Regions from separate parts of the Mus musculus genome. Here region 2 is linked to region 1. Evidence: chromatin loops called from intact Hi-C (ENCODE). Cell type or tissue: left cerebral cortex. All regions are shown on one strand. Each heading gives the region's core, and the rest is flanking DNA. Links, peaks and the distances in the headings are about the cores only.

Evidence for each region. Peaks named below come from ENCODE experiments on the same cell type or tissue, not always from the same donor. Only the 100,000 strongest peaks of a DNase experiment are listed, where the experiment ranks them.
Region 2: it touches region 1 in a loop (1.9-fold over the local background); 3 of 42 quality-filtered maps call a loop at or near these places.

The regions. Positions count from the first base shown.
Region 1 is chr3:121,631,869-121,641,812 of GRCm38, reverse strand. A730020M07Rik (RIKEN cDNA A730020M07 gene) reads left to right here. Exons shown (of 3, transcript NR_036458.1): 2 at 2,181-2,321; 3 at 4,119-4,687. Among named protein-coding and RNA genes, the nearest start is that of A730020M07Rik, 9.6 kb to the left of the region's middle. In left cerebral cortex, for the core only: a CTCF peak has its summit at 5,370; DNase peaks (open chromatin) are centred at 5,260 and 6,147; H3K27ac peaks cover 592 bases.
Region 2 is chr3:121,682,879-121,692,822 of GRCm38, reverse strand. 4930432M17Rik (RIKEN cDNA 4930432M17 gene) reads right to left here. Exons shown (of 6, transcript NM_001033814.2): 6 at 9,841-9,944. Among named protein-coding and RNA genes, the nearest start is that of 4930432M17Rik, 17 kb to the right of the region's middle. In left cerebral cortex, for the core only: no CTCF peak of the experiment used is centred there; DNase peaks (open chromatin) are centred at 6,021 and 6,256.

The DNA.
Region 1 (9,944 bases), core at 1,116-9,115:
GCCAGAAGAGCTTGTCTACCAGAAAGAGATTTTACACACGGCTCTGCCAACCTGTCAGGCCTCTTCACAGAAGGGACTCCAGTCCTCCATTGTAGACAGACAGCTATGATGAAAGAGACCTACCACACCTTGACCAGGACTATTTAGTTACGCATGTCTCAGACCTTCTATTTAAACTAAACCATGTCAGGACATGGAGGATGGACTTGGGAATGTAGGGGACATCTTGGTACCTCTGCCGGACAGGGCCACAGTGACTGTTTTCTCTTCCTCATCATTACTTTTTACAACTTTAATTTAAATTGTCCCACTGAGACCTGGTGGCCAGGCCTAGCTTATTAGGGTTAGCAGGGTCCAGGCTCTGCTCTAAACAACTCCGGTAACATTTGACCTACCTACTTAAGGGTGGTCTCTGCTGCATATTGGCCCTTCAGTGATGAGTCTGCTCCACTCCTCCCTGCAGCTCGGCTCCCCAGTTTTGAGTTTCTATACTGGAAGGAAGAGGTCTGTGACCTCTCTGCTCTCCTGTCTTCATAAGGCTTTGTTGTGCTGAGATAATATTGATTTCTCCCTTCTAGCAATACAGAAAGAGCCTCAGAAACCTCTACTGAAGGTCCCCCAAGGTGGCACCAGTTGTCACCTTCACCTGTTTAGTTCACGCTCACCATCCATGTCCCTAAATTGGAGGGGCCCTCTTGTTAACTCCAGCATCCTCTCTCAACATGACCATGATCCTCATGATCCAGAAACCAGCTGGCCAGGAGCCTATGGATTTAAGGATGTTCACAACTCTCCTGCCAAGGATGCTGTCCTCTGACCCCTGTGTACCCAAACAACTGATTCCTGACTGGAATCCCTGCTTCCTTCAGACATTCCTGTGTGCTGGCAGAAGTCTCCATGCTGGTTGCAGGAACCCTTGGCTGTTGTCCTTAAGGCAACTTCTGACCTTTCTCTACAAGTAACTTCCCTGGGGGATTATTAAATAGAGAATCGCCAGGACTCCCCCAGGCTTGGAGGCTCTCAAAGCTCCAGCAGCTCTCCTGGTGGCCAGACTTCCTGTCAGAGTCCTGTAGGATTTCTGACACGGGGTCTCTGTTGACTTTGTCCCTCTATTCTTCCTTGGCTCATTCCTCTTCCTGTTGCTTTTCTCACCAGGGCCCTTTTGGCTCAGTGTTAATTTGAGCCATTGCTGGCCCTCTGCAAAGATGAGGGCAAGCATGAAGAAAACCTGAGGTCTTAGCTCCTCTCCTCTGTTTACTCTCTTCATGCCCAGCAGCTGGACATTGGAAAATACCATGCCAAGAACCTGACATGACTTCTAACACATCTCTTAGCTTCCTAAGAAACCCTCCTTGCCTATTGGCTTTGAGATGGCCGAATTCTTTCCCAGTTCTCCAAACACCTCACTTTTAGTGCTGATTAAATCTACTGAGCATGCTACATGCTGGCCACTGTACTTAGTACTTTGATTTCTCCTTAAGTGACTATCACTGTCCCGTAAGCTGAAAACTCTGTGTTTCCTGCATTTTACACAAGAGGAAACTAAGACACTGAGATATTAGAAAGTGACTGAATCATATTGACACAGCTTAGTCAACAGCTTAGGTGCTCTGGCATCTTTGGGTATCTTACATCTGTAAGTTGTTTCCTATACCGGAGAGGACTCCCTTAATCCCACCCACATGTGAGTAGATGGGACAGGCGGCTCCCCATCCCTAGCTTAGCACATGTGCTCTTTCTATAGTAGCATTGGAAGGCAGAGGCGTAGGTGGATGGATAGGAGGGTGGATGACAGGATAATGGGCAGAAAGGTAGATAGGTGAATGTACGGGAAGAGAGATAGGTAGATAATGAATGGATGAATGGTGGGGGGCAGGCAAAAGTATAGGAGAGAGGCAGGCAAGTGGAAGAAAGGGGTGGACTTCCTGTGATCAAGGGATGTTTGTGCAGACAAACATTTTGGACTTTCTCTAGGTCCTCACCCACAGAGGTAGCAGCAGCTGCAGTCCCTTCTGCAGTTACTTCCGCCTGGCTTTCTTTTTCCAGATGCTTCATGCTAACTCTGGAATTCAAAGTAACTTTGCCCAGGAAGCCTTCGTTTTCTTTAGGGGTGACCGTCATCTGATCTCTGTGGGGCCCTGTGTCCCGAACCTGACTCAACAGTGTCTGTCTGTCTGCAGGATGTGCTGTTTATGTCTGGAAGCCTGAGACACTCTGCTCCACAAAAGCAAGGAATTCTGCACCTCCCAATGCACTGGAGTAGAGTCAAGGCGAGGACTATTCGACCTGGCTTTTTAACCCAGGACAAGCTCATGAAAAAGGTGAGCTTGCAAGACAGGGACCAGCTTACCCATCATTCCTTAACTGCCTCTGTCTCCAAATCCTGCCTGTCATCCTTCAATCCACACAATGGTCTTCTCTCTCTCTCCTTCTCTCTCTCTCTCTTTCTCTCTCTCTCCCTCCCTCCCTCTCTCCTCTCTTCTCTGTCTCTTTGCCTCTCTGTTTGTTTCTCTTCCTCCCTCCCTCTCTCCCTCCTTCCCTCCCTCCCTCTCTCTCTCTTTTCCTGGATCCAGATGGCAAACTCCGACTTGCTGAATCATTCACGAATGCTTTCCATGACCATTAGAAAGAGTTCCTCCATCAAAGCAATGACAAGATCAGAGGCTAAGTCACCCAAAGAGCTCCATGCCAGTGACCCTTCCTGTGCTTGCCGTCTGGCAAGTGCACTCTGGGCTCCGTTTTCTTATACTAGTTTTATGTATTCACTGGTTAAGGTGATTTCAGAATCAAGCAAGGCAGAGAACAAGCCAAAGCCAAGCTCCTTTCCCATTGACTCTCAGATCTCCAAAAAAAAGTTCTTTCTGTTACCCTCAGACTCGGGGTTTGGGACACAAACATGGCAACTCTCTCACCAACCTTAGGTTCCTTAGCTCATGTCTTACTGCAGGGGCTGCAACTTGTCATAAGTGGCCTGATCCTGCACCTTACCTAGGTTTTTCTGTCCCTTTGCTATGGGCCAAGAGGCCCTGGCCATGAAAACAGGATTGAAGCATGACTTTTGGCTAACCCCCCTGTTTTTATTAACAAGTGCCTATTATTAACAAGAAGGTGAAGTTATCACAGGGAACTTTTCAAGATGGTGCCCAAAATCTTCATTTGACACAGGCATATAACAGAGGAAAGGAAGCACACCATTTAGCCTCCTTTGGTTTCTGAGCTTTTCAGTAAACTCAACATGCCCGGCACTAATCTTTCTTGTCTGGCTATGAGCTAGAATAACAGGTAAACACATTCCTAGCCAATGTGAAAATACATTAAGCTTCCATGCTCCGTGAACCATGAACACACCTGCAGATGACAGGTATGCCCCTGTTCCTGGCAAGCCCATGCTGGGCTCCAAGCTGGGCCCCAAGCTCCTTTGTTTTTTAAAGAAGAAAAGGATTATGTGGGAGAGGGAGGGCAGGTTCTCTTGGCAGGTTGAACCTTCTGTGGGCACCTTTGTGAAGACTGGAGAAATTTATACAGTCTTCCAAGCGGTCACAGTGACCCCCAGGCACATGGCTTGGCCAGTAGAGTATAGAAAGATGCTATCTCTATGTGTGGGTGAGAGTGAGGCATCCCTGGCCCTGGGGCCACACACCTTTGCCTGCCCCAGAGATAGATCAAGTTGTCTTGACTTTAGGAGTGGCTGCTGTCGTTTTGCTGGCCGTAGACTTTAAGAACAACAATCTTGTTGATGACTAGGCAGTGAAAGTGACTGGACTTAGCAGACTGGCCATTACTGGGCACTCCTTACCTGCTGGTTCAGAGGCATCTGTCATCATTACCCACTCAGCAAAAAGGAAGTGAATCTGGACCAACACAAACCGCAAACTTCTCTGAAATCTTCCCATTAGAGCAACCCTTGGATATGCAGATCATTCTTGATAAAAATGGAGGTAGAAACGTCCTGGAGAGGCCACTCCACGACTATAGGCAAAACTGCTTTGAGCTTATCCTAAAATATTCTTGATAGCAGAAAAGAGACTATTGGTTTGAAATTCCCTTTAGTAAACATGTTAAATGGCTTCTGAATGCTTCCTGAATCCTTACCTATTTCTGTCTTAATTATACTATAGATGAAAGGGAAATTTTCTGACAAGTCAAGCATCAAGGACCTCCCCCACCCTTCTGCTGGGTTTTCGGGGACACCACCCTGAAAAGGAGATTCACGGGCAGGAAGATATTTGAGCCAAACAGAGCATCACCTAAGAACAAGTAAAAGAAGCAAGACTCAGAGAGGTGGGAACCACAGCACCATTGTCATGGGAACCACAATGTGACAACTCCAGAACAAAGTATTCTTTCCTCCAGCATCAAAGCATAAGTCTTAGGTAAGTATTTATTGGTGCAGAGTGCCTGACCTTTAATCTAACTACCAAGACCAGGTCAAGAGTAATTGTGACTAGCCACAAATTAGATGACCCCACCTACCAATAAAAACAGTTATTGGAGCCAGCAGTATGGCTCAATGGCTACAAACACTTGCCACCAAGCCTGGACCTGAGTTCAATCCCTGGAATCCACATGGTGAGAAGAAAGAACCAACTCCCTTAAATTGTCCTCTGACTTTTAGACAGACTCTATGGTATGCACATACCTGCTCCCCAACACTAATTAAATAAATGCAAAAGAAATTAGAAACTTATTGGCTGGACCAAATCAGCAGATAACCATAAAGTTCTAACGCTGCTCTTAAAACTTTAATGAAATCCGAAAGGCTTAGCGAAAGTAGACGGGCTAGGAGGAAGTACCCAGAGAGCAGTTGTGCTTGCTTCCCCTGTAGGCACAAGAACAAATACAGCTTAAGGTCTTGGGGCAAGCAGGTACTGATACCCATCAGCACTGGCTCAAACCCCAGCCCTGAATGTGACCTGTGTCTGAACCCTTCTGGAGAATGAAGACTGTTCAGCAAACATATTCTTCCAGCGTGTCTAATGCGCTCGCCTCCCTGAGCTTCCTGAGCCAGCTGAGCCTGGGTCATCAGGACTATGCTTTCAAGAGCAGAAAGTATTTCTCAAGAAAGTCAGTTTTGTCCTAACTAGAACAGTGTGTTTGGAGGATGCAGGGGAAATCTTTGAGAATCGGGACTGTCTAGTAGCTGAGAACGGTTCATGTGTATCTTTCCCTCCTCAAAACAGAGCATGTCTTTGACACCTAAAGAATGAAGGGACAGAGAGTTCTGGGTCTTTGGCAGCAAGCCCGTCCATTCATACCCTTACTTCAGCTCTACACTGTTGTGGCCAGCTGGATGTGCCAAGACTCTCCAAACCCAAGATCGCTCACTCGCTTCTTCATCTGTAACATGTCTGCCCCCTCTTGGTGAGAACACACTCTTCCTCACTCCCATAAATCACCCTCAGAATCCAGTCCCCTTCCCAAGGCCAACTTCAAAACCCTCACTACACCAGCAATCTTCTTGAGACCTTTAATCTCCTCATGGAACAAATGTCGTGTTAATCCAATGATAAGTTTCACAACCTTTTTAAAGACATCATATCTAGAAGCTATCACGTATCGGGTACAGGAGGTAGAGACATGTGAAATAAAATTAACCAAGCCAGCTTGGTTACTATGGTCAATAGCTTAGATAGCATGTATTTCTCCATAACAGTTCCTCAGTCTTTAGCATTCATTTGCTTGTTTTAGCTTATGCCTCAGACAATTCCATTACCATCACCGGACTTTGGGCTACATGATCACCAAAGATCCATTCTCATTCAGTAGTCTTAGATGTTATAATTGCCTTGTTAGCGTTCAGTGATCACTTTTGTTCTTGATAATTGTCATCCAGAGATCCCGGGATGTCTCTCTAAGCTTCAGAGAATCGTGGGCAGAGGTTCGGAATTGGTGCACAATAGCATCCCTGCATCTGCTGACTACGGTGGTCAGTGTGATACCCAAGTCCTCTTACTCTTCTCTCCCCATCTGAGAAGCAGGGAGGCTGTTCCAGTGTTCACAAAGGCGCCTTCCAGAGCTCACGTCGTAGCTGACCCACAGTGACTCACTCACACACTCTCACAGGAACACACTGTGTTCTACAAGGACACGGCTGCCAAACCACCTGGCAGAGGAAAACAAACACTCAGCCACTCCCAGCCTCACCCCAGGGGGACATGCTGAGAGCCCCCGAAGGCTTGAGAGTCAGTTGCTGGCCATGATTTTCAGCATAAACACAAGAACCAGTTGAACAAATAACTGTAGAAGTGGGTAGCAGCCAGCCCTGCTTGATTGAAAATCACTCGCCTCCCTCCCTCTCTGGGAGGCTTTGTTCCCTAACTCCCCATTTCCTAGTCATGGCCACTATTGGGCAGATTGAATGAAGCACTATGCTGAGTCTTCTTCAGACTTGGCATACGTGTTAGGCAGGTACTCATTGCTGGAAGAAATCAATGGAAGACAATTCAGTCAAATGACTTAGGTTGCTTCAAGCAGCTATTAGATGAGCTATTTAGATCACCATCTTCACAGTCGAATATACACATCATGATTTCTGTCTCGGTTCATGCTTTATCCTAGTTTTAAATGTCAACTTGACACTGCCTAGGGTCTCAGTTGAGGGACTTTCCAGATCAGATTGGCCTGTGAGCTTGTCTGTGAGGAATGTCATTGATTGGTAACTTATTTAACAGGGCTCAGTCTCCTGTGGTCAACACCAAACCCAAGAAGGTAGCCCTGGACTAAGCTTGCTAACCACAAGCCTGCAAGCAAGCCAATCATAGCATTTCTCCGTGGTTTCTGATTTAGGTTTCTGCTTGAGTTCCTGTCTTGACTTCCCTCAATGGTGGACTATGACCTGGAAGTATATAAGCCAAATAAACTCTTCCTTTCTACAAAATTGCTTTTGGTCAGTATTTTATTACAGCAACCAAAATGAAACCAGGACAATGCTGCCATAGCAGATACTTTAGACTGGGAATTTACAAAGAACGTGAGTTGACTTTATACAGTCCTACAGACTAGAAGTCCAAGATCAAGAAACAGAAGATTTGGTGTTTGATATAGGCTCTTCTCGGCATCCTAGATGATGCCTTGTTCCCAAGTCCTCACATTGGAGAAAAATCAAATGGAAGTAGATCCTCTCTCTCTCTCTCTCCCTCTCTCTCTCTCTCTCTCTCTCTCTCTCTCTCTCTCTCTCTCACACACACACACACACACACACACACACACACACACACACACACAAATTCCTTTTACAATCTGAATCGATCCATGAGGTCGATTGCTCGTAAGGATGCCATCTCCTAACACCATTGTCTTGGGAGTTAAGCTCCAACACGTGAATTTTCAAGGCCAGCCCTCTCTCTATTCTTGTGACAGTGTGTCCACCAGTTCCTCTCAAGTACAAGGCTGCACCATGTGCTCATGGCAGCTAAGCAGCATGCTTCTCAAGACTCGGTTGCACTTGTCCTCAGGTCTGATGGTGACATAGTCCTTGTGGTCATGACAGGGTAACTTACTTAACCATTATAAGAATTAAGTGCAACGGTGTAAAGTTGAAAAGCAAACCAAGGGGTGAGAATACTCAATTCCTAGATGCCTTTACAACCAATGTTGATATGTAAGTGGTGTTGCTGGATGAAAAATACGGGAAGATAAATTGGCCTATACTGTCTAGGACCCTTGCTCTCTCTTTGAAGAAGCTAAAGTTAAATTACAGAGGAGAAATTTGGCTATAGCTTACATAAAGCAATGCAAATGTCAGCCAGAAAGATTCATACTAAAAGAGAGACCTGAACCCACAAAAAAACATCAGTTTATACTGTAGATTTTAAGTCAGAGTTCTGTATGTATGTTAGCTACTTGAAAAATAATAAATCTAAAAATATACCAAGTGGATATAGTGAAATGTATTCTATAGTCCAGGATTCACCTATTTTCTATTTTTTTCAGTCCATATTCAGATTTTAGCATTGCCTCCACAATCATTATTGTTGTTGTTGGTGGTGGTGTTGATATTAAGCATTATAAATGAACATAAAAGTAGAAGACAGAGAGGGAGCTGCTGTATCCTGTCTACATTTTGCCAGCCATAAACACATACTCTCTCTTCCTATATACCTATCTCTCTGTCTGTCTGTCCATCTGTCCATCCATCATCCATCCATCCATCCATCCATCCATCGTCCATCCATTTATCTGTCTGTCTATCTATCTATCTATCTATCTATCTATCTATCTCTATCTATCCATCCATCCATCCATCCATCCATCCATCCATCTATCTACCTATCTATCTTTCTCTGTGCGATACATTTTGAAGCAAATTCCAGACACTGTTATTTACCTCAATAGATGCTCTGGCAGCATGTCTATGTTTGCCCATAAGACAATGCTCTAATCATGGCTGCCATAATTAGCAACAACTCTTTAGTGTCATCTAACACCTTTGCAGATTGCCCCCCCAGATGTTTTTTCTACTGTTTTGTTCAAACTGTGGTACAAATAAACTATATACATTATGTACATTATATGCATTGCATTTGGTTGTTACGTCTCATACTGTTTGATATTTAGGATATGGTCTCATTTATTTATTTAAGACTTTATTTTTAATTACATACTTGTGTGGGGGTATGTTAGCGTGAGTGCAGGAACCAGAGGCTTAGGATGCCCCTGGGATTGGAGTTGCAGGCTGTTGTAGTTTACCCAGCATGGATACTTAGCGTTGAACTCAGGTCCTTTTCAAAAACAAGAAATGTTCTTAACTGTTGGTCCATCTCTCCAACCCATCCTTCACATTTTTATTTATGCTATCCATTTATTGAAACCCTCTTTTGTAAATAGAGATGTGGAGAGGTCTTGTTTTGGTTTGTTTTAGTTATACATATCTGGATGTGTGTCTGTGTGGGTGTGCATGCTGCGTGTATGCAGGTACTCAAGGAAGCCAGGAGAGGTGCTGGATCTCCTGGAGCTGGAGTTACAGGTGAATGGAACCTGCCTAGCATGGAAAGTAGGAGCAGACTTTCAGTCTCTGGAAGACGAGAAAGCCCTCAGAATTTTAAAACCATCAGAGACTTTAAAAAAAGAACAAAGATTTTATTTATTTTATGTATATGAGTATACTGTAGATTGTGAGCCACCATGTGGTTGCTAAGAATTGAACTCAGGACCTCAGGAAGAAGAGTCAGTGCTCTTACCTGCTGAGCTATCTCTCCAGCCCCCTGTCAGAGACTTTTAAAGAAGAGCAATTGACAAAATTTAGTGGTGTTAAACCCCCAAACATATCAAAGCACACACAAATCCTCCCACCTCCTCAGGAGTGCTCAGGGAGCTGGTGTGATCATGGCCCAGGAGACAACTCAGTTTTCCTTTGTGTACAGTGACATGAAGAGCAAAGAAAGAGAAAGATGGCGGGCTTGGATATCAGGACCATCGGCTCAAGCCACCAGAAAAATCAAACAATGAGATGCAGATACCATTCACACTTGGAGATTAAAATCAGAGGAAGATTGTGAAATGGCAGTGAGTCCGTGAAGACATCGGAACCCTGATGCATGACTATTGGGGTGCACTATGGCAATAAGCAAGATAGCCCCTCAAAATATTCAATAAGTGATCGCATAATTCAGGAACTCTACTTTTGGTTATATACAGGAGATGAGTGAAAATCATCTATTCTCATAAAAGCTTGTGTATTGGGGGGGGGTGCTGGAGAGATGTCTCAGTGGCTAAGAGCACTGACTGCTCTTCCAAAGGTCCTGAGTTCAAATCCCAGCAACCACATGGTGGCTCACAACCATATCTAATGAGATCTGACACCCTCCTCTGGCGAGTCTGAAGATAACTACAGTGTATTTACATATATCAATAGATAAATCTTTAAAAGAAAAAAAATTCTTAAAAAAAAAAACCTTGTGTATGAATGTCTGTAGTGAACATGGCCCGGATGTACGTGAGGAATT
Region 2 (9,944 bases), core at 1,395-9,394, 51 kb before region 1:
CCCATAAGAGACAGTCTACAAGATGCCATTCATGGAGGTAGCCTTGAGGCCTTTCTAGTTTTCCATAGAATCATTCTGTTCTTCCCAATGGGAAACACTCTGCACAGGGTAACAACCACTTTCCATTGGCCTCCGAATTGGCTTAGCTGTGGCTGATGTCACTCGGGAGGAGGCTGTAGGGACCTGTATAGCAAAGTTTGTATGAGCCAGTCTTCTGGCTACCTGGAGCAGGGCAGCTCTATCTGGATAGTAGCTGATCAGGGAGGGCATTCGCTAGGGAGAGCAGAAGCATCCTCTGTCTATGCTTAGGGTGGAAAGTCAACCTCTTCTGGATGAAAGGCAAGCCAGGGTTCGTGGCCATCTAACAGCCACATCTGCCTCTTGTGTGTTAGTGTTGAGCTATCTGAAGAGCCTTAAGCACTATAGAAAACGTATTTTGTTTGTTTTTCACTGCAAACTCGATGCCTGGAAACTGAAAAAGAATAAGACGCTTTGTACCTCCAAATACAGTAAGTCACATATTGGTTCATTGGCAAGCAGTGACTTGAGAATTTTAGGTCATTGAGTAAAAACCAGTTTCATTAAAATGAAATACAGTATAAACATACCTTATACAGTATAAATATACTGTTGCAGTATAAATGCACTGTGACAGTATAGTTCTGTGTAAATGTAACTCTAAAGTATCCTGCTATCAACAACTTTAGGAGTCCCCACCACCACACACCATGAAGGGTTTTTCTATGTAAGTTAGACTGGTCTCAAACTCAAGAGCCTAATGTCTCAGCCTCTCAAATGTTTAGAAGTGTGTAATAAGCAGCTAAATTAAAGTAGTAACTGTGAACGTTGCTCTAGAACCTATGTTTGAAATACATATATGTATGTATATATATCCATATATATATATCACATATATTATATACTATAACATTCCATTTGTCTCGGACTGTTTGCAGATGAAGAATTCCAGAAGAATAAAATAGCCAATATCTAACTCATGTTCACTGAGGGACTTAGGCTGTGTGAAACACTTTTGATGGAAGATTTGTCCTTATAAAACATGAGTGCTGTGACTCCCAGGTCCCATTGGCCTTGCTGATTCACGGCATCATTGTGAAGATCAGTTACTATGTAATTTTGAATTCTTCCTTGCTTTCTGAGGCTGTCAAGGCTTATCTCTTCCCTCACTTACCCAGTTGTGGCAATTCAATTCTCTGTTAGCCATTGGTTATACCTGTATAGTTTTAAATTTTTGTGTCTAATGTATGTATTTATGCCAAGTGCCTGAGGAGGCCAGACAGGAGCTGGAGTTAGGGACTGTTGTGAGCTGTCTGATGTCAACACAGGGAACCAAAGTTGGGTTCTCTGGCAAAGCAGCAACAAGGGCTTTTAACCACGGAGCCATCTCTCCAGTGCCTTCCCGATCTCCTCTAACAATCTCTTGTACAAGAGCCTGAGAATGTTTTATAGACTGCAATACTCACAGCCAGTGTTGATGATGGAACTCTGGACCTCACAAAGGGCAGGATTTGCTTATTTTTGCCTCGGTTAGTCTCGTTCCCTTGTAACATGAACTCAAAAGATTAGAATTCAAATTCTCTCTTCCGTGCTGTAGCTATGTGACCAGGGACAAGTTTGCAATTTGAGTCCCAAGAGAAAGAATTCTTTCAGGACCCTGTGTGGATAAGAATTGAGGTTCAGGAATATGTACAGATTTGCTGTCCTTTTAGGGCAAATGAATGCCAAATCCAGAAGTTAAGTTGGCTCTATAATCAAGTATATCTGATTAGGACTATGGTATTCAGTATTATTAGCCTTTGAGAGAAAGCAGCCTCCAGGATCTCACAGTGCCAAGAGAGTCTAAACCTGTAGTGAGTCTAAATTATACCACTCAAGTCTTTCTTGACCAGAATACTTGAGATAGAAGTGTTTTGGGTTACATTCGTTTCCTGGTTTTGAAATGTTCACATGAAGTATATTAGGGATGAGACTCTAATATTCTAAATGTGAAATCTGTACATGTTTCATATATGCCTTAAAAGTATAACTTATTGGCAGTCTTATATAATAAAGAAAAAGTGTGTGAGTGTAAAGGCCAGAGGTCAGCCTGAGTGTTGTTCCTCAGGAGCTGTCTGCATTGCTTTTTGAGACATGGTCTCTCCTCAGGATCTGGGGCTCACCTAACTGGCTAGGCTGGTTGGCCATCCAGCAAGCCAAGAGATCTGTCTCTTCATCTCTGCTTCCCTAATATTGGAAATACAAGCACATGCAACCATGCTCAGCTTTCTTTCTCCCCTCTCTTCCTCCCTCCCTTCTTTCTCTTTTTCTTCCTTCCTCCCTTCCTCCCTCCCCCCTCCCTTCCTCCCTCTCTCTCTCTCTCTCTCTCTCTCTCTCTCTCTCTCTCTCTCTCTCTCTCAACGTGAATTATGGGGAACAAACTCAAGTCTTCATTCAAGGCAAGCGCTTTACCAACAGAGCTTAACCCCAGCTTATTTGATTTTATGCGTGTGAGTGTTTTGCTTTCATGTCTGTCTGTGCACCATATGCACTCTTGGTACCTTTGGAGATTAGACAAAGGTATTGGCTCTCCAACTGATGTTACAGACAGTGGTGAACTGTCATGTGTTTGCTGGGAATAGAACCTGGGTCTTCTGCAAGAACAAGTACTCTTAACCACTGAGCCATCTCTTCGGACTCTTTTATGTAATTTTCAGATTAGAGGCATTCAACTTGTAATACGTGACCTAAGATCCCAACTGTAGCCCCAAGTTAGACTTAGGGGCTTACACTGGTACACAGATAGAAGAACAGAGGGACCTATCAGGCTCATCCCTGCCCCATCTGCATAAGCTTGTGCTGTTCATCTTGAACTTGTACATAACCTGAGGCCCTGCTTGCAGGCCGAACTTGGTCAGGCATAAGCTTGCAGTGGGAGCCACGTCCTTATTGTGTAAACTCAGGTTAACCACAAACCAACTGAATGGCCCATGTCTTACTACACAGGAACCAAGGAAGGTTTAGCCTAGGGAAGGAGATTTTCTAAGTTTTTTTTATTTCCAAATAATCAATAAAAATGTTATAAATACAAAAATATTAGAAATAGAGTTGTTAAGTTTTAAAGCCTCATGCTCATAATTTTGATGTATTTAGTGAAGCATAAAACTAAATTGTTTCAGAGGCCAGTGTTCAACATTCTCATAATAAAAGCATGAAAATTCAAAAAAAATTCTGATAATAACCCTGGGAATTTTCATTGGCACCAAATGAAGGTTTTAAGCCTTGTAGCAGGCTTTAGCATAGGACTGAATGATCAGGCAGCTGACATGTGGTTTGTTGCTTTGTATAACGATATCTTGGTTTCTAAAGGAGTGTTTAGAAAAAAAATCTTTAGAAAAACTCAGGATCCTTCCCCTGCAAACCTGACACAGCCACTTACAGAGGAAAGCCACATGGGTTTAACAAATGATACAAATACACTGGGAGGTTTCAAAGGCCGAGTGGAGGAAGTGGTGGGTGTAGGAGTAAGCCTTTTATCTTACAGATACAGTAGAAAGCAATACAAATTAAACAGACCATAAGATAAAGCAGGTGAATCATAAGTGGTTTGGGCACATGGCGATAAGCAATTCATCTTTGATAAGAAGTCCTTCACTGTGACCAAGAGCAGGTCAGGAATTGATACAGATGGGTCCCGCCCACCAAGCTCATGGTTTCCTCTCTTAGAATGTGAGAATGGATGGAGATAGTATGTGACACGTGCTACATAGTCCACGTCACCAAATAAATGCAGAAATAAGAAGAGCGACTTTCTTCTCCTCTCCTGGGCTTCCCCACGCTCCTTTCCCCACCTTATCCCGAGATCTGACCAAGTGTGGGGGTCAGGCAGGTGCATCTCCATTTACCCAACTGAGCTCCCACCACATGACAGGCAGAGTGCTCTTCTAGCCCTGGAAGCCCAGTGACAAGGTGAAAACATCCCAGGTTGTATCCAACTAAGGGTCTTAATTCAGGTTTTACTGCTGTGAACAGACACCATGACCAAGGCAACTCTTGTAAGGACAACATTTCATTGGGGCTGGCTTACAGGTTCAGAGGTTCATTCCATTATCATCAAGGTGAGAGATCATGGCAGCATCCAGATAGGCATGGCACAGGAGAAGCTGAGAGTTCTACATCTTCATCTGAAGTCTGTTAGCAGAATATTGGCCTCTAGGCAGCTAGGGTGAGGGTCTTAAAGCCCACAGCCACAGTGACACACCTACTCCAACAAGGCCACACCTACTAATAGTGCCACTCCCTGGCCCAAGCATATACAAACCAAGGGGCTGTACACCAAGACATTAATAAGTACGAATTCTGTTTTGAAGTTCAACTAGGAAGGACCAAGGAATGAAGGTGAGAGTTAGGGCTTATTTTACATGAAAAGATCACAGAGAACTCTCAGTGGAAGGTGACATTTTGACAGTCTTTAATGAGGCGAGGAATGGACTCAGGAAGGATCCAGGGCAAATATAGAGCACAACAAAGGCAGAGGCAGGGGCAGAGGAAATGGCATGTGCTAAGGTCCTGGGGTGACAGACTCAGCAAGATCTTAGGAGACCAAAAAAGTCAGGATGGCTGAATCACATGGGGCCTCCTGGAGTCTCACAGAGTCCTGGGGTTAATGGAAAGCTGTTGGAGGGCTTTGAGCCATGCTGTATAAAGGGATCGTGGACTACTGAAGATTATGGGAATATGAGAGCACAGGAGTTGATCTGGGAGCTGATAAAAGGGATAAGAGTGCTTAGGGCTGTGGGTTAACTGCCAGGTCTGAAGCAGGCCTCTGCTGTTGCTGAGCAAGGTAAATTTCTGCTCTGTGAACAAAGGTGCAACAAAAGGGTTGCCATGTTGTGTAACTCTAGGGAGCCCGGTGGCACTTGGATCCCACTGTGATTCCTGCCTCTCTGTTTTGCCCTTTGGAGTAGTTTAACAGCAGTTTGATTGGGAAACAGTGGTATTTGTGGACACTTGTGGCTGAGGTGAGAGATGGTGACAGCTTTGTATAAAGATTAGTGGCATGGCGGGGTAAGTGCAGAAAACCAGAATAAAAGTTGATGGACAATCCTTTCTGGATCCCAAGGGCAGAGCCACTATGGTTGAATGAACTCAGTGTCATAGCTTTGTGAGACTTCTCAGGAGGTTTCTCTCTTATTCTATCCTGGAAATGATTTTTCAGCTTCTTCCCCACTGAAAATACAGCGATTGTGAGGTTAAAGGAGACCCTATGTGTTGGCCTTCTAAAATAGGGCCTAGGGCATTCTAAATTTTAATGCATGTTAGCTGTCATCCCCATGACCATCAGAGCTGTGCATACTTCTAGCATTAATGACGTTAATACCTACTGCTCCACTGGAAGAGATCTCAGCTGCCATCCTCTCTGGTGAGGATAGCCCCCATTCCCCAGAAGCCATTAGGAAATGCTGTCCTCTGGCCACTATACCTCTAAGCAGCCTGTCCTTGTGCCCTCAGGAACCCTTCAAAGGCTCCCAAAAGACTTGAAGATGAAACAAATCAATGAGGAAAAGAGGCATCCAAGCATAAGTGAGGGCATGATTCAAAAGGTGTGATTCTCCATTTAAAGTTATAAAATCTGTGTATGTTCATCCCTTTGGCCCTAATGAATCAAACCCAAGGATGAGAGGAAGAGGGAGGCCTTGGAAGACCCCAAAGCTGTGGATACCTAACTTCTCTAGACCTCTCTCAGTCTTCTAGACAGCAGGAAGTGTGGGTGACTGCTCTGCCCCCCTGAATCCGAGGACCTGGGTACACTGCTAGAGTTACTCATCCTTCATGAGGTAACCTTGTTTTATTTGTTCTTGTATGTGTGAGCCATATAATTTTCTTCTTCCAAAGTTGTTAACGATGAGACTGTAGCCAATCACCCCACATAAAAGGAGGCTGACACTTTCTCACTCTTAAGCTTGGTAATGAGTCTGGCTGGGAGCCAGGCATGGAAGTGACTCACCTCTCCCCTCCTGTGTTAATGAGGTTTTACTGCCTTCAATCCTGACTCAAAGTAGCTCAGAGAAAAGTGGGGATCATAGATGCTGTGCTGGAGTGTTGCTATATAATGACATACTCAGGTGATAAGCCAATAGGAGCTACTCTAGCAGGCCCACCATCCCTCCGAGCCTGCTGCAGACACAGCCCGGTTCCTACAATGGGCATCTATTCCCCTTGTCCTCATCTGCCAGGATGCGGTGACCAAACTCCGACATTCTCTTGAAAGCCTAATCAGGCTCTTTAAGACAACTAGTGGGCTGGATTCTAATCAGTCATTGGCACTTTCCCCAGATTTCTAATACCAGCCACTTTGGCTCTTCTTAGGGATACTAATGAGAGACCTGACCCAGGGGAGGGCTCCAGCAAAACAAAGTTACTGGGGGACTTTCTGTGTAGTTTTCCTTTTTTAGTTAAATGACTGTTCTGGGCCACACCAAGGATCCTGGCCCTTTAGAAGCTAGCCAATCCTTCATTCAATACACATTATCTACCACCAACTAAGTATAGACTTTGAGGATCGAGAGACAAAGCACATAGTTCCTTTTGTTGAACTTTAAGGTCAAGTCTCAGGGAGCTGGTAAGACTATGGCAGTTGTGTGTGTATGAGGTCACCAGTATTGGGTGGTGCCTTTAGTGCAAGCTCAGAGACATCAAGGGATCACCTGAGAGGGACCCCAGAAAAGGTGTGAGAAAGTAAATGGTTCCTACAGATTCAGGGGACACCTAAACAGAAGGACCATGAATGGAGAAAGGACAGCATGTAAGAAGAATGTATAATAAAGATGGCTTGCTATGACAACTCACATTACCCACCCTTTTCCATCTTTCTGGCCATGAAGATGGAAGGTACTTCTCTGTCTCACAGACAACTTTGTCTCGCCCCCCCCCTTCCCTACAACCCCCCAAGGTTTCATTCAGCCTAAGGCTGACCTGGAATTCTTACATGAACTTCAGATCCACCTGCCTCTACTTCCCCAATGCTAGGATTACAGGTCTGCACCACTATGCCCAGTTCATATGGTACAGAGGATGGAACACAGGCAAACACAAGCTAGGCGAGCACTCTACCATCTGGGCTATGTCCTGCAATTTTGTGGCAGTTCTGATCAGTGGATGTGTAGAGGGGATGGCTGGGCCTGGCCCATGGCAGCCTCTTGGGTGTCCTCTTTACACGCTGGACTGTTTCAGCTTGTTGTGCCAGAGGAATCAGGTCATGAAGGAGCTCCAGTGTCACCTGAAGTGATTCCAAGTGAGGGGGCAGCTAATAAGGAGCTGAGCCCAGGGAAGTGACCCAGCTCCAGCCCACCAGAGCTATCTACCATAAGATAGCAACCATCCATCTGAAGTTCCTCTTGGCTCTGTCTCTCCCTTATTCCAACCCCTCCTGACCCACGCTCTAATCCCGTGATGCCTCCCTCTGTCCCTGTCCTCCTTCTTGCTGTCCCCTCCTTGCTTTCCTCCTCCCCTCTGGGGCCTCCAACCTTCGTATTCCTTTAGCCATGTTGTTGATTGTGAGCCCAGGGCAGAGGGCTCAACAAGCAGTTACCAACCAGGTCACTGGTTTGAATCTTCTCGGTCAGTATAACCTTCAGCTACTTTGTTCTTGGTCCCGGATGCCGTGAAAGTTAAACATTCACTCAGAATTAGCTGTCAATGTTTCTGTGACAATCAACCCATGAGCCTGTTCTTTTTAAGCTGGTTACTGACTACAGAGGAGTGAAAAGGACCCACATGAGGACCCTGCCTTCTAGAAGCTTCCAGTCCATTGCACAGGACCTCTAGCAGGTCTGAAAAACCAAGTAGTAAAACCTGTAGCCCCAGGACTGCCTTTCCTTGCAGGCTCAGGAAGCCCCGTGTGTCAGGCAGCATGAGGGACACTGGCAGCTCAGTTGTAGATAGGTGTGGGGTGGGATGTCACATCTGGAGCTAAGGGAAAAAAGAAAATGGCTCATTTGTGCTGGTTGTGGAAGCCCAGGCAGTTGGTGAGCCAGCCAGCATGACACCTGTTTATACTGCGGCAAAGCTAAAGGGTTCATGGAATTCCTTCTATGACAGCTTTTATAAATAGATGGGTCAGAATCTTTTCTGGGAAATGATGGGCGAATCACCAGGCATCCACGGACAGCCCTGTAGTTATGGACTCTCTGGAGGAAAATTACTGCAAAGATATTTTCCTGGGTTCTGGTGTGTATAGTGTGGTTTAGGCACAGAAATGGCAGCAAAGAGAACAGTGTGTAAATGTTCTTTCAAGAAGGTGATCCTTGGAATAGAAAGGGATTTGAGGGAAGAAGGAAGAGGTCGTCAGGAAGGGGTGTGGGAGGGACATTTACTGGGGTACTTTCTAGTGACTACGGCAGACCCTCAAATTTCATAAACACTGGGAACCCTGGGAAGATGATTTTGTAACCCTGGGTCAGCCTGAGCGCTGAGGTGTATGTTCATGGCAGTGAGAAGGAACGTATTTGGAGCCAAAGTTCGAGGTTCAGGCTAATAGATATTCGAGGACAAAGATCCATTTCCAGGTTGCTGTCTTCTACCAATCAGGATATTTACAAAAATCTAAATAGACACTAAACAATTGACTTGATTGGTTCCCAGATATATATGTATAGTGTGTGTGTAATGTGTATATGGGTATATGTATGACATATAACATATATGTGACATATGCATGCATATATCTGTATAGATATGATATACACATACACATACACATACACATACACATATACATATGCTGTATATGATCATGGCTCCATGGTGCCCCAGCCTTGTGGCACTTGGCACCTGAGATAGCACGGCTGGGGACTCAGTCCATCTTTCACTCTGTGATGAGACAGACGGTGTCAGTGAAGACACAGAGAGAACTCACCAGACTATAAGCCAGGAAGACAGGCCAACGCTGTCAGCATCTTAATCTTCAATTTCTACCCCCAGAATTATGAGAAAATAAAGTCCTGCTGTTTGAGCTGCTGAGGAGGGGTGGGGGAGGAAGAGAGGAAGGGGCGAAGAAGGGGGAGGGGAGGGGAGCGGGGAGGGGGAGAGCAATTTCACCTCTTTTCACAAGTGGAGGAAGTGGAGTTCACCAAATCATGTGTCACATACAAGTCCACGCAGCCACGAAAAGCCGCGGTGTGCAGAATCTACATCCATATGGAGGGTTCTAGCCTGAGTCCAGCTCACCATATCAGACACTCGACAAAACCTAGCTTGGCCCTCTCTGCCACAGAGTTCTTCTTGACCAGTGGTGGCACAGGCAGTGGCTCTGACTTTGGATTGTAGCATCAGTGCAGTCGTTTTGGGTGGAAAAGTAGTATCGTGTGCTTAACAATAATTGTTATATACTTCTATATTATAGCTTTTTATAATTTATATATTTGTTTTATAATTTATATATAATATATAATTTATAATTGTTTTATAGATTTCAAAATTCTTGAATCTTTACCATTTTAATGTTGACCACACTGTTTAGGTACCATTATTAAGAGAGCTTCGGGAACAACAACTTAGTGCTATTGGTTGAAAGGTGGGCACGTGACTAAGCTGGCCAATCACAGCAAATGGGCTCTAGAATGTTTGCTGAAGGTAAAGGAAGCTGGCTGGTGCTCTCTAGCAGGATCTGATCAGAAGCTTTGTGTTATGTGGGGAAAGCTGGTCTGAGCATGGAGCCAATGCAGAGGAAAATGCCCCGAAGAGAGAAGAAGCCAGCTCTGGCACATGACCTGGGCACACAACATCAGGCTCTCCTGGACTTTTTGGTTCACGGATCTCATAAATCTGACCATGCTTAAGCTAGTTTGAGTTGGGTTTCTGTCTCTTTATTTGGTTAAAAGCTCCCACTGTCAAAGGAAGTTGGGCTGAAGTCTATGATTCATCGTGGTGAACCTTACTGGCCATTT